2 separate regions of the Mus musculus genome follow, and region 2 is linked to region 1. Evidence: chromatin contacts called from ENCODE Hi-C data. All regions are on one chromosome and are shown on one strand. Each heading gives the region's core, a stretch centred on a gene start or an enhancer-like site at or near the end of the contact. The rest is flanking DNA. Distances are from core to core; before and after follow the strand shown. Region 1 holds the start of Prkcb (protein kinase C, beta). Region 2 holds the start of 4930413G21Rik (RIKEN cDNA 4930413G21 gene).

What was found. A loop is a pair of places that touch in the nucleus more often than their neighbours do.
Region 2: a map of regulatory T cell shows a loop between it and region 1 (2.2-fold over the local background). The contact joins the promoter of 4930413G21Rik here to the promoter of Prkcb in region 1. A Hi-C loop is called at or near these places in 1 of 37 maps with a recorded cell type or tissue (regulatory T cell).

The regions. Positions count from the first base shown.
Region 1 is chr7:122,285,358-122,290,637 of GRCm38, reverse strand. Prkcb (protein kinase C, beta) reads right to left here and starts at 1,513. Exons shown (of 17, transcript NM_008855.2): 1 at 1,121-1,513; 2 at 94-125. The coding sequence starts at 1,293. It overlaps Gm51497 (a long non-coding RNA gene), which reads left to right. Exons shown (of 3, transcript XR_003946872.1): 3 at 1-2.
Region 2 is chr7:122,966,651-122,971,964 of GRCm38, reverse strand. 4930413G21Rik (RIKEN cDNA 4930413G21 gene) reads left to right here and starts at 1,506. Exons shown (of 1, transcript NR_045614.1): 1 at 1,506-2,907. Rbbp6 (retinoblastoma binding protein 6, ubiquitin ligase) reads right to left here and starts at 1,401. Exons shown (of 18, transcript NM_011247.2): 1 at 838-1,401. The coding sequence starts at 1,003.

The sequences.
Region 1 (5,280 bases), core at 264-2,763:
GGATTACTTCACTCTGCCTAACTCGGCCACGTCTTTGAAGTCTGTATTACTCTCTCTTCCCACCATCGGCATCCACAGCGCCACAAAGCCTACCTTGACACTGGAATCCCTGCTTCCCGAAGCCCCTGTAAAAGCACAAGAGGGAGTATCAGTCTGAGGGGTCCAGTTACCAGCTAGTTTCACACAGTCGCCCTCTCCCTTCCCACTGTCCCTCTACCCCAGGGGCAACCTCCTAGCTACAGCCTGGTCTCCAAGGTGTCTTCCACCTTGGATGGGATTGGGAGGTACACTACCGGAGCTTGGCAGTAACCCCCACCTCACATCTCCCCTGCAGTACAGAGGCGACCACGACCACCAGGTGGCAGGATGCGAGGGTGCATTTCCGCCCGGGTGGGGGCGGAAGGCGGGCTGGATATTTGCCCAAGGAGATGCCGGGAGTACCCTCAAGGAAAGAGAAAAGGACCTGTCTAGGGGGAGGATGATAGGGACTTCACCACGGTGGTAACACCTGAGGGGCTAGGGGGCGGGGGGAAGGTCCCCCCATGCTTGGAGGGGCAGAGGGAAGAAAGGGGCCCTGCAGCGACTTGAGGGTGAGAACCAAGGAATGAAAGGGGTGCTCAAGACTCTGGAGGCGAAGTAAGAGATAACCCAGGGCACTGCTCTAGGGACGCAGAGGGAAGGATGCTCCACGCCCCGGGGAAGTAGAGGACACCCCAGAGAGCTGCCCCGGAAAGGAGGGGTGAGGGTGAGAGCTCCTCGAGCCCGGAAGGAGGCAGAAAGATCGGGAACCTCAGGCGAGAAAGACACCCGCGGAGCTGCCCTGCCGAGGAGGGACAGCCACACTGAGCCCTGAGCCAGGTGTCGAAAAGGCGCCTGCAGCGCTGTCCCTAGGCGCTCGGGCGACAGAGTGCAAGAGGGCAGAAGGCGCCTGGCGGCCAGCCGTCTGGGAGCAGAGAACCCAGCACCTGAGGGACTGGCCATCCGGGAGCGCAGGGCATAAGGGTCCAGCGGGATGGGGGTGATCACACGGCTCCTCCCCCCGGGGGCAACAACAGGGGTCCCCATGCGTGTCGCTGCCCTCTAGGGCCCCAGGCAGGTGGCCCGCGCGGCGCACTCTCACCAGATGAAGTCGGTGCAGTGGCTGCAGAAGGTGGGCTGCTTGAAGAAGCGGGCGGTGAATTTGTGGTTCTTCACCTCGTGCACGTTCTTCTGCCGGAGGGCGCCTTTGCGGGCGAAGCGCACTGTGCTCTCCTCGCCCTCGCTCGGCGGCGGCCCCGCAGCCGGGTCAGCCATCTTGCGCGCGCGGGGACTGGGGGGAGCCCCGAGAGGTGGCGGCCCCGGGGCGGCGGGACCGCGGGGCTGCAAGCCCGGAAAGGCGCGGGACTAGGCGGCCGCTGCTGCCGCCCGGGGACCGCAGGGCCGCGCTGCCCCTTCGCGCCGGCTCTGGCGGCGGCCGCGCGCGCGTAGCTGGGCTGTCACTCGCCCAGCTGCTGCCGCTGGTCCAGCTGTGCTTGGCACCGCTGGCCCCAGCTGCGGGGGAGGGAGGCGGAGCCCCAGTGTAACCCCGCCTCCCTCATTTGCATGAAACCCAGGCCCCGCCCAGAGCCGCCAGCTGCTTTACATATCGGCACCACCAGTACCACCAGCAGAGACACACACAGACACACACACACACATACACGTACACCGCAACCCGCAGGCCTCCCAGCCAAGTGTTCTTAGCCGCAGCGCTGCGGCGCGAGGACCGCAGTCTGCGCTGGACAGATCTGAGCCGCGCCCCTGGCACCCTGTCCTAGGCCCTGGGGTGCGTTAAGATGAGCACCTCGGTTGATCCAGCAATGACCAAACGCCTAAGGACCCAAGGGGCTCAAGGAGATGAGGGTTGAACAGGCTGGAAGCAGCCAGTTTCACCTTGGCCTCTGCAGAGACTGGTACCCAGCACCCTCCATCCATCATCCCATTGGTCATTCGGCATGCGTCTCCTGGAGGGATGGGCTTTCATTGTCACTCATCCGGAAAGGCCTGTGGCCACACACACACACACACACACACACCAAGGTCTGCAGAGGTAGGGGAGGACTATACATATATGCATATGTATATATGTATATATCCACCACAAAGACTTGTCTCCACTTGCTCGAACACTTAGAACTCTCTCCACAAAAAGACAGTTTCCCCAACCCCAAAATGGCTGGGCTAATGATGACAGGAGACAAATTTAATAAATGAGCGTTTCCCTACATTTCATTCACTTTTGTCCCTTCTGGTCATACTTGTGCAGTCTGTTAAAACAAAAGTCTATGTGATTGGAAATACCTAGGTTTGTGTGGGTTAAGATCTCCCCAGGTGCTGTCCTCACACCTGGGGCCTTCTTGTATTTGTTAGGAGAGATTTCAAATGTTCAGGGAACATTAATATCCAACGCCATACTCCCCTTGATGCCACTTGAAGGATGGGAAGATAACCAATGATACGACATTGCATGTTATATAAGGCACTGCATCTAAATCTCCCTCTGGTGTGATGCTCTACAGCCTGGGGATGAAAAATGGCATCTGACCGAACTCTTCCACACGTCCCCGGCATTGTTAATGACACCTTCATGTCTCCTGGTGTTGAGTTTAGCATCTGACAGCTCCTACAAGCCCAGTGAGCACTGCTTGAGTAAGTAACAGAATGGAAGAAGGTTACCTGTACCATGCATGACCTGTAAATGTGCAAAAATTAAAACTAAACATACAGGGTGTCAGGGAGGCTTGTGCACTGTCTCATTCGGTCACAACCATAACCTGTATAGACCAGGTAAGTTCTGTGAATAAGCAAAATTAGATGGAAGTGAGTAAGGGGTACACAGTCTCGGGGTTGTACAATGGAGGCTGTCCAGACTACAAAGTGCACTGGTGACAAAGGGTTGGGCCTCTGTAGTGGCAGAGCCTGGATACCACTCTGACAATTCCTACTGGGAGCTCCTGAGCAGAGAGTCACAGTGAGGTGTCTAGCAACTGCATGGTGAGCTATATACCTATAATAATACAGTGTCCTTCCCCTACATAGTAATGCAAAGGTAACAAGGGGGAAAAAGGCATTCACTTTTAAGGTTGGCATGTTTGGGAAACTGGATGTCCCTGGCTATTCTTAGTCTTTTGAGAGGCTCCAGCACCTCCCAGGGAGACTTGGGAAAACATCCCAGGAGACATTGCTGCTGAAGGAGATTTCCTTTGAAAGATGAACTGGAGGCTCACAGCCCACATCCTGTCTTTTGAACCAAGTGCTCTGAGTGACTTTGGTCTGTAACAACAAACTACCTCATGGTGTCTAGGCCTGGAGCCGCATTGCTGCTGTCCTAAAAGCCATTCCATTCCTGGAAGAGCTGTGTGAAGAGAGGCTGGAGACTCAGGTTCCCAGAGGACCCAGATATCTACAGGTTAAAGTTCAAACTGTGGCCTTTGAATACTGGTTTTTGTTTTGTTTTGTTTTGTTTTGTTTTGTTTTGTTTTGTTTTGTTTTGCCAGCCCAGTGATCTTCCTTTCTTTTTATTGTTCACACTATAGTATTTTACCTAAATATCCAAATTATAAGTTCTCTGGTGGTGGGAGACAATGGAGCTTGCATCTCTGAGTTCATCTATTCATTTGTTCACTCGTTCAACAAAAATTACATGTGCCATTCCAGACACTAAAATAAGCCAGATAAAAGGTTCTGCCTTCATGGAACGTATGAACCAATTAATGAGACTGAGGAATGATAATCTATCAATTAACAAATCTCTACCAAGTGGTGTGAAATCTGTCCTGTAAATAAAAATGAATCATATAATCATAAATTATAAATTATGGTGAAAAAAATAACAGTATCCAAGGAAGCCCTTTATAACTAGGCTTATCTAAGAGAAAGCTTGAATGAAGTGATGGTGAGCAACCATGGCCCTGTCTGAGGCTAGAATTTTCTAAATAGATAAAAGAATAATGACAAAGGATTTAGCTCATCGTGCTGGACAAAAGCAAGGTGGTCTCTGTGTCTGAGATAGAAAAGAGGCAGCAGTGCTGGGCGGTGGTGGCACACGCCTTTAATCCCAGAACTTGGGAGGCAGAGGCAGGCAGATTACTGAGTTTGAGGCCAGCCTGGTCTACAGAGTGAGTTCCAGGACAGCCAGGGCTGTACAGGGAAACCCTGTCTCAAAAAAAGAAAGAGAGAGAGGGAGAGGGAGAGGGAGAGGGAGAGGGAGAGGGAGAGGGAGAGGGAGAGGGAGAGGGAGAGGGAGAGGGAGAGGGAGAGGGAGAGGGAGAGGGAGAGGGAGAGGGAGAGGGAGAGGGAGGGAGGAAAGAAGGAAGGAAGAAAGCAAGCAAGGACGGAAGCAAGCAAGGAAGGAAGGAAAAGAAAAGAAAGGAAAGGAAAAGAAAGGAAGAGGAGAGGAGAGGAGAGGAGAGGAGAGGAGAGGAGAGAAGAGAAGAGAAGAGAAGAGAAGAGAAGAGAAGAGAAGAGAAGAGAAGAGAAGAGAAGAGAAGAGAAGAGAAGAGAGGCAGCAACTATTAAACAATGAGATGTGGCCTGATACAACACAGGTTCCTCTTAAAGATCACCCTGGATACCACATGGGAAAAGGCTTTAGACAAGGAGAATGGAGGCAGAGAGAGCAGTGGAGAGGTCCTTTAAAACGATGAAGCAAGGGAGGACAACATGACATGGTGTTCCACAAGCCTGAAGAGCAGAAAATGAATGTGTGTGTCCAGGTCTCCGGGCCCCCATTCTGGTCACCTCTACCCATTAAGGAGTAAACGCTGGGCATTTGGTAGACATCAGACGTAAAGGGAAACAGGTTGTCCTGCATTGTAATGGAGTCAGGGTGTCTTCAAACCAGAGTTCATTCTTAATGTTGAGTACATGAATTCTACAGCAGCCAAAAAAATCACAAAATGGAGTGGCTACAGATAGAAGTGCATTGTTGTTACATTTAACAGAGGGTAAAAACTCTAAATCAGAGACTGGAGAGATGGCTCAGTAGTTAAGCATACTTGATGTAAAGGACCTGGGTGCAGGTCCCAGCATCTACATGGTGGCTTACAGCACCATAACTCCAGTGTCAATAGTTCCTAGAACCTCTTTGACCTACTTAGGCACCAAGCACATGCATGGGTACACATACATACAGGCAGGCACAACACTCATACACATAAAATAAAAAGAATGTTTTAAAATTCTAAACCACGTTCTCTCTGGAAGACTCAGATAGGACCCTTCCCCTCTCTCTGTCCCTGCTTCTGGTGGCTGTCTGTGTCA
Region 2 (5,314 bases), core at 257-2,756, 680 kb before region 1:
AAAATGAAGAGCTCAAATTTTATAACCAGTGGCTTACTTACATTCACACATGGTAGCATTCTTTTTAGAAAAACACACACACATATATTTTGGTGGTGTCGGATGAAGAGCCCAGGGCCTTGCACTTTGAAACTTTTCTGAACTGCTTAACAGTTAAGTGTGGTCTAACACCTGCATTCCCCACACTTGGGAAGCTCAAAAGGGGTTGTTGGGGTTGGAGGCCAGTCTGGGCTACAGAATATAACTTTTGAGTAAATATCACTAATTCTGGAATTACACCTCAGAGTGTTCACCTCAGAACATTTTTTTAAATACAAAACCAATTCCAGCACTAACTAAATCCTCAAAAATACCTTTTCTACAAGCAACCCCGTATAAATAAATAAAAGGCCAGTGGACAATTGCTATCAGCTTCAAAACGCTGCTAGATTAGCCAACAAGTTATATCTACTGCTGCTTTAACCAATAGGAAACCTTACACAGGCTTTCCTCTCCTGATGGAAAAACAAGTTAGGGAAAGGCCACAAGGCAAACACCCAACAGACTCAGGTAGCAACCCTTTTCTCTTTTCAACCCAATCCCACTGTTTAAAAAACTTTAATTAAGGAGGAGGTGGGGCCCCATTTTGAAAACCAGCCTGCTAGGTAAGACAGATCCCAGCATTCAGAAGGCCAGTTAAACTCCAAGGTCGGGTGCTGCAATCCTTGGCTATCAATGAAACTCTGTGTATGACAACGGGTAAGAATGGAGTTCAAGCCTGAAACAAGAAACTTAAAATACCAACCTTGACGCCCCCCCCTCCCCCCAATAAATATCTGCGGCCCGTGTGCCTCTTACCTTCTTTCGTCTGTGCGTTGGTGATCTGCAGATCGCTATCGGCAGCTTTCAGCTTTTCTCTCCCCATAATCTGCTTCTTTAAATCGCAGAGGGAGATATGGAGCCCATCAAAAGTGACGGTGTCGTAGTTGAGTTTAGAGGAAAATTTATAGTGCACACAGGACATTGTGGCAAAAGATTCCTAAGGTTCAGCGAGGAGACGTGGACACTCTCAATATATGTATATTTATAAACTTAAGAGCAAAATATGTACACACACAAAACACTCAAAAGACAACGAAGGACCCTAAGGCCTCAGATTAAATACCCCCCCAACCACAAGCGGGGGTCCGTGAGAACAATAATCCGGAACCCCCCGTACTCAGAATCGCTTCATGAGGGAGGAGCAAGACAGGAAAGGGGGCAATCGAGGATCCGCCAACCGGCACAATGTCACCCGGCTGGGTCCCACTCGCTCATGCTAAGGGCCGGCAGGAGACGGGGGCAGGCGGTGCAGTCAGTAGCGGTCAGTCCACACGTTAGAGTCCGAATGACCCCGCGGGGTCAGGGGTCCATAGCGGCCGCACCTCCCGGCTAGTCTCTCTCCGTGGATGGGGGTGACCCAGGCCCCGGGAGAAGGTTGCGGGGAGAGGGCCTAGGCCCGGAGTCCACGAGCGGCCTCTCGCCTCCTCCCGGCTTCCGGACGACCGGCGTCGGCGTCCCCAGGCCCAGGCCCCCACCGCACACACACCCTGGCGCCTGCTCCCCGGAGGCCACGAGCGGCCCGCGGCCTAGGCCGAGATCGCGCGGTCGGCGGAGGAGAGGCCTTCCAGCGGCCGCCCGGTTCGGCTCCGCCTCCCCCCCGCCGCCGCCTGACACAAAGCCGGTGCGGGGCCCAGCTAGGCCGCGAGGCCCTTCCTCACCACCCCGGGCCCCGGAAGGCGGCTTCGTTGGCCCCGGGGACACCACCGAGGCTGCCCGACTCTTCCTCTTGCTGCTCCTCGCGCTGCTCCCGCTCCTGTCGCCTCTGAGCCCACGACCGCGTCGGGAAGCCCGGAAACGGTCGGGCGGCGGCGAGGGCGTCGCTGGATTCCCTCTTTATTATTATTATTTTTTTTTTGTTCTGCCCCCCCAACCCCGGGCGCTCTCCGGCCCGCACCCTGCGCCGACGACACCTCCGCGCCAGGCACTATGGCGGACGCGGCCTGGCTTCGGGCGAGCGCCCCCACTCCGGGGTCTCTTAAGCAGGGACTGCACGGGCGGCGCACGCGAGGCGGGGCTTGGGCGTGCGCCGATAGGCGGGCCGGGGGCGGGGCCGTCTGCGTCACAAAGCGCACCGGCCCGCCCACGTGACCCGGCGCTTTGTGACTTGCGGCGTGGAACCTGAGGCTACGCGGAGAACAGGAGAAACTACGTGGGTCCGCAGAGAGGGGGAGGCGGACCGTCCCACCGGGCGGGTCTGGAAGGGGCGCTTAAGCGGCGGAGGCCCCAAAGTGCGGAGGGGGTGAACCGCGAATTCCACCCACGCACGAGTCTCATCACTGTGATGGCTGCTCACCAACTCCTCTCCTAACAGACTGTATACCCTGAGCTCTTCCAAAGCTGCTGGTGAGAATGGACCATCATCACCACCAGCAGCATCTTAAGAGCTGTGTCCGACTCTTACCTTGTACTAGGCACCGCGTTGACCGCTGATGTTTGCAAATTCTGGAGCCCAGTCTCCTAGGTCGGAAGTAACTCCGTTCTCCCAAAGACGCTGTCAGAGAATAAAGAATTAAATCCATGAGTATATTTCAATATTTAAGACCATGCCTGGCATATCTGTGCCTCAATACAGGGGGCCTAATAAATGTCAAATAAACAACAGCAAAAAAATATCTCCAATTTATAAGATAGAAACCTAAAGCCAACAGCCGTGCATTTTTCGAGTTTTCAAAGAAGGGAATGCTTGCTGGGTTGCAGGGTCCTCATTCCATTTTAAATTACAAAGTCCCTTAGGAGGGTTGGCATTCTTTTTCTCTTGTGGCATACGGGACATATTGCATTTATAAATTCATAAATAATAAAAATTAAAACTGTACAATTACTATCATTTACAGTGTCCAATGTCCAGCCTCTGAATTTTACAGGCTAGGCTCAAGGAAGTTCAGCAACTGAGAACAAAATCATACATCCAAGAGGTGGCAGAGTTTTCAGAAACTTCCTGAATGCTAACGCCCCAGATTCTGACTTGGTTTAAGTCAATCATCTTGTCAGAAACGCCTTCCTAAGGCCATCTTATTAAGATAGTCATCGATTTTGGCCTTTATTTTCTTCTTAACTGCAAGGAATATACCTGTTTGTTCTTCTGTTGTTTTTTTTTTTATTATTAATTTTCTTGTTTGGTTTTGGTTTTTGGTTTTTCCAGACAGGGTTTCTCTGTATAGCCTCAGCTGTCCTGGAGCTCACTCTGTAGACCAGGCTGGCCTCGAACTCAGATATCTGCCTGACTCTGCGTCCCAAGTGCTGGGATTAAAGGTATGTGCCACTACTGCCCGGCTTATTAATTATTTTTTTGCTTGTTTGTTCTGAGGTTTCACTATGTAGCCCAGACTGGTCTTGAACTCACAATCTTCTTACCTCAATTTCCAGAGTGCCAGAGCCGGGCAGTGGTAGTGCATGCCTTTAATCCCAGCACTTGGGACGCAGAGGCAGGCGGATTTCTGAGTTCAAGGCCAGCCTGATCTACAAAGTGAGTTCCAGGGCAGCCAAGGCTATACAGAGAAACCCTGTCTTTAAAAAAAAACCAAAACAAAAACAAAAAAACAGAGTGCCAGTGTTACTGGGTTTTTGTTGGTTGGATGATCTTTCCCATTCTCTCAGCTAAGAGCATGAAATTTACCCCGATTTTTGTGACATTCCTAAGTCTTGAAAGAGTATTTGGACACTGTAGGTACATTTTGATGTTATCTATAGAAATACCATGGCAATGTTAGCTAACCATCAGAGATAACCCCAGAGACAGAAACACAGCTTAAATAAGTCACTTATAGATTAATTTTTATGTGATTAGTTTCTCCCTCTTTTCTTCGGTAATTCAAAATTTCTTTCTCTATGGTCTAGGGTGACTTTCTTAAAAACCCGGGTGACTGTCAGGCATGTTGGTACCCAAGCATTTGAGAGGCACAGGCAGACTGATCTTGGTAAATTCCAGAGCATCCTGGAATAGGCCAACCAGAGCTACAGAGTGAGACCCTGTCTCAAAAAACAAAAAACAAAAAAACAAAAACAAGAACAAAAAAACCTGAATGAAAGAGGACAGAGTTGCAGAAGAAGGAACTAGGGAACTAGTTCGTCTTTGGTAAGAGAGAGGGGTCTTTGGTGAGTGTGGTAAGAATTACAATTCCTGGGGCTGGTGAGATGGCTCAGTGGGTTAGAGCACCCGACTGCTCTTCCGAAGGTGCAGAGTTCAAATCCCAGCAACCACATGGTGGCTCACAACCATCCGTAACAAGATCTGACCCCCTCTTCTGGAGTGTCTGAAGACAGCTACAATGTACTTACATATAATAAATAAATAAACAAATAAATAAATAAAAAAATCTTTAAAGAAAAAAAAATTAAAAAAAAAAAAAAGAATTACAACTCCTCACCATAGTTAATTCCTTTACCAAATCCAACACCTGATCCCTGGGCCACACCCTGAGGTATCAGAATCTAATCAGAGGAGGAATTTGTGTCTCGGAATCATGCAGTAGGATATGCCGAAGCTCTTCTTATTCTTCCTCAGAGACTTTGTTTTCTGGAGGTTCAGACACACTGAGGAGTAAGCATTCGGGTACCACAGAAATGCCCTCTTTTCATAGACGTTTGTTTGTTTGTTTACCATTTTGCTTTAGTGTGGTAATTTGCTACAATTGAGGAACTAGTATCACTCTATTGTTATTAGCTGAAGTCCATAATTTACAACACAGTTCACTCTGCTTTAAACAGGCTATGTTTTTTGTTTTGTATAAAGAATTTTGTTTTGTATATAGGGCCTCCTTCATGAGGAGTTGGCATTCTTACACTGAGTTACATCGGCAGCTCTGATGCTCGCCTCCCTACCAACCTCAAACTCCTGCAGTTACTTACCTTTTTTTGTTTGGTTGGTTTTTTGAGACAAGGTTTCTCTGTATACCCCTGGCTGTCCTGGAACTCACTTTGTAGACCAGGCTGGCCTCGAACTCAGAAATCCGCCTGCCTCTGCCTCCCAAGTGCTGGGATTAAAGGCGTGGGCGCAACCACGCCTGGCAGTTACTCATGTTTTTATTGGTCTCATAGTTTGGCCTTTTCCAAAACGTGACATAATGAGAATCACACAGTATCCAACCTTTTCAGTGGAATATATTGTCCAAAAAAGTGGGGAAAGGGGGATGGGCTGGGAACATGGGTCAATGGTAGAGTACTACTTGCTTCAGTGCTGCCTTTGAGTCTATTCCCAGCAACACAAAAACACTTTGTTACAAGTTTTTCAGTC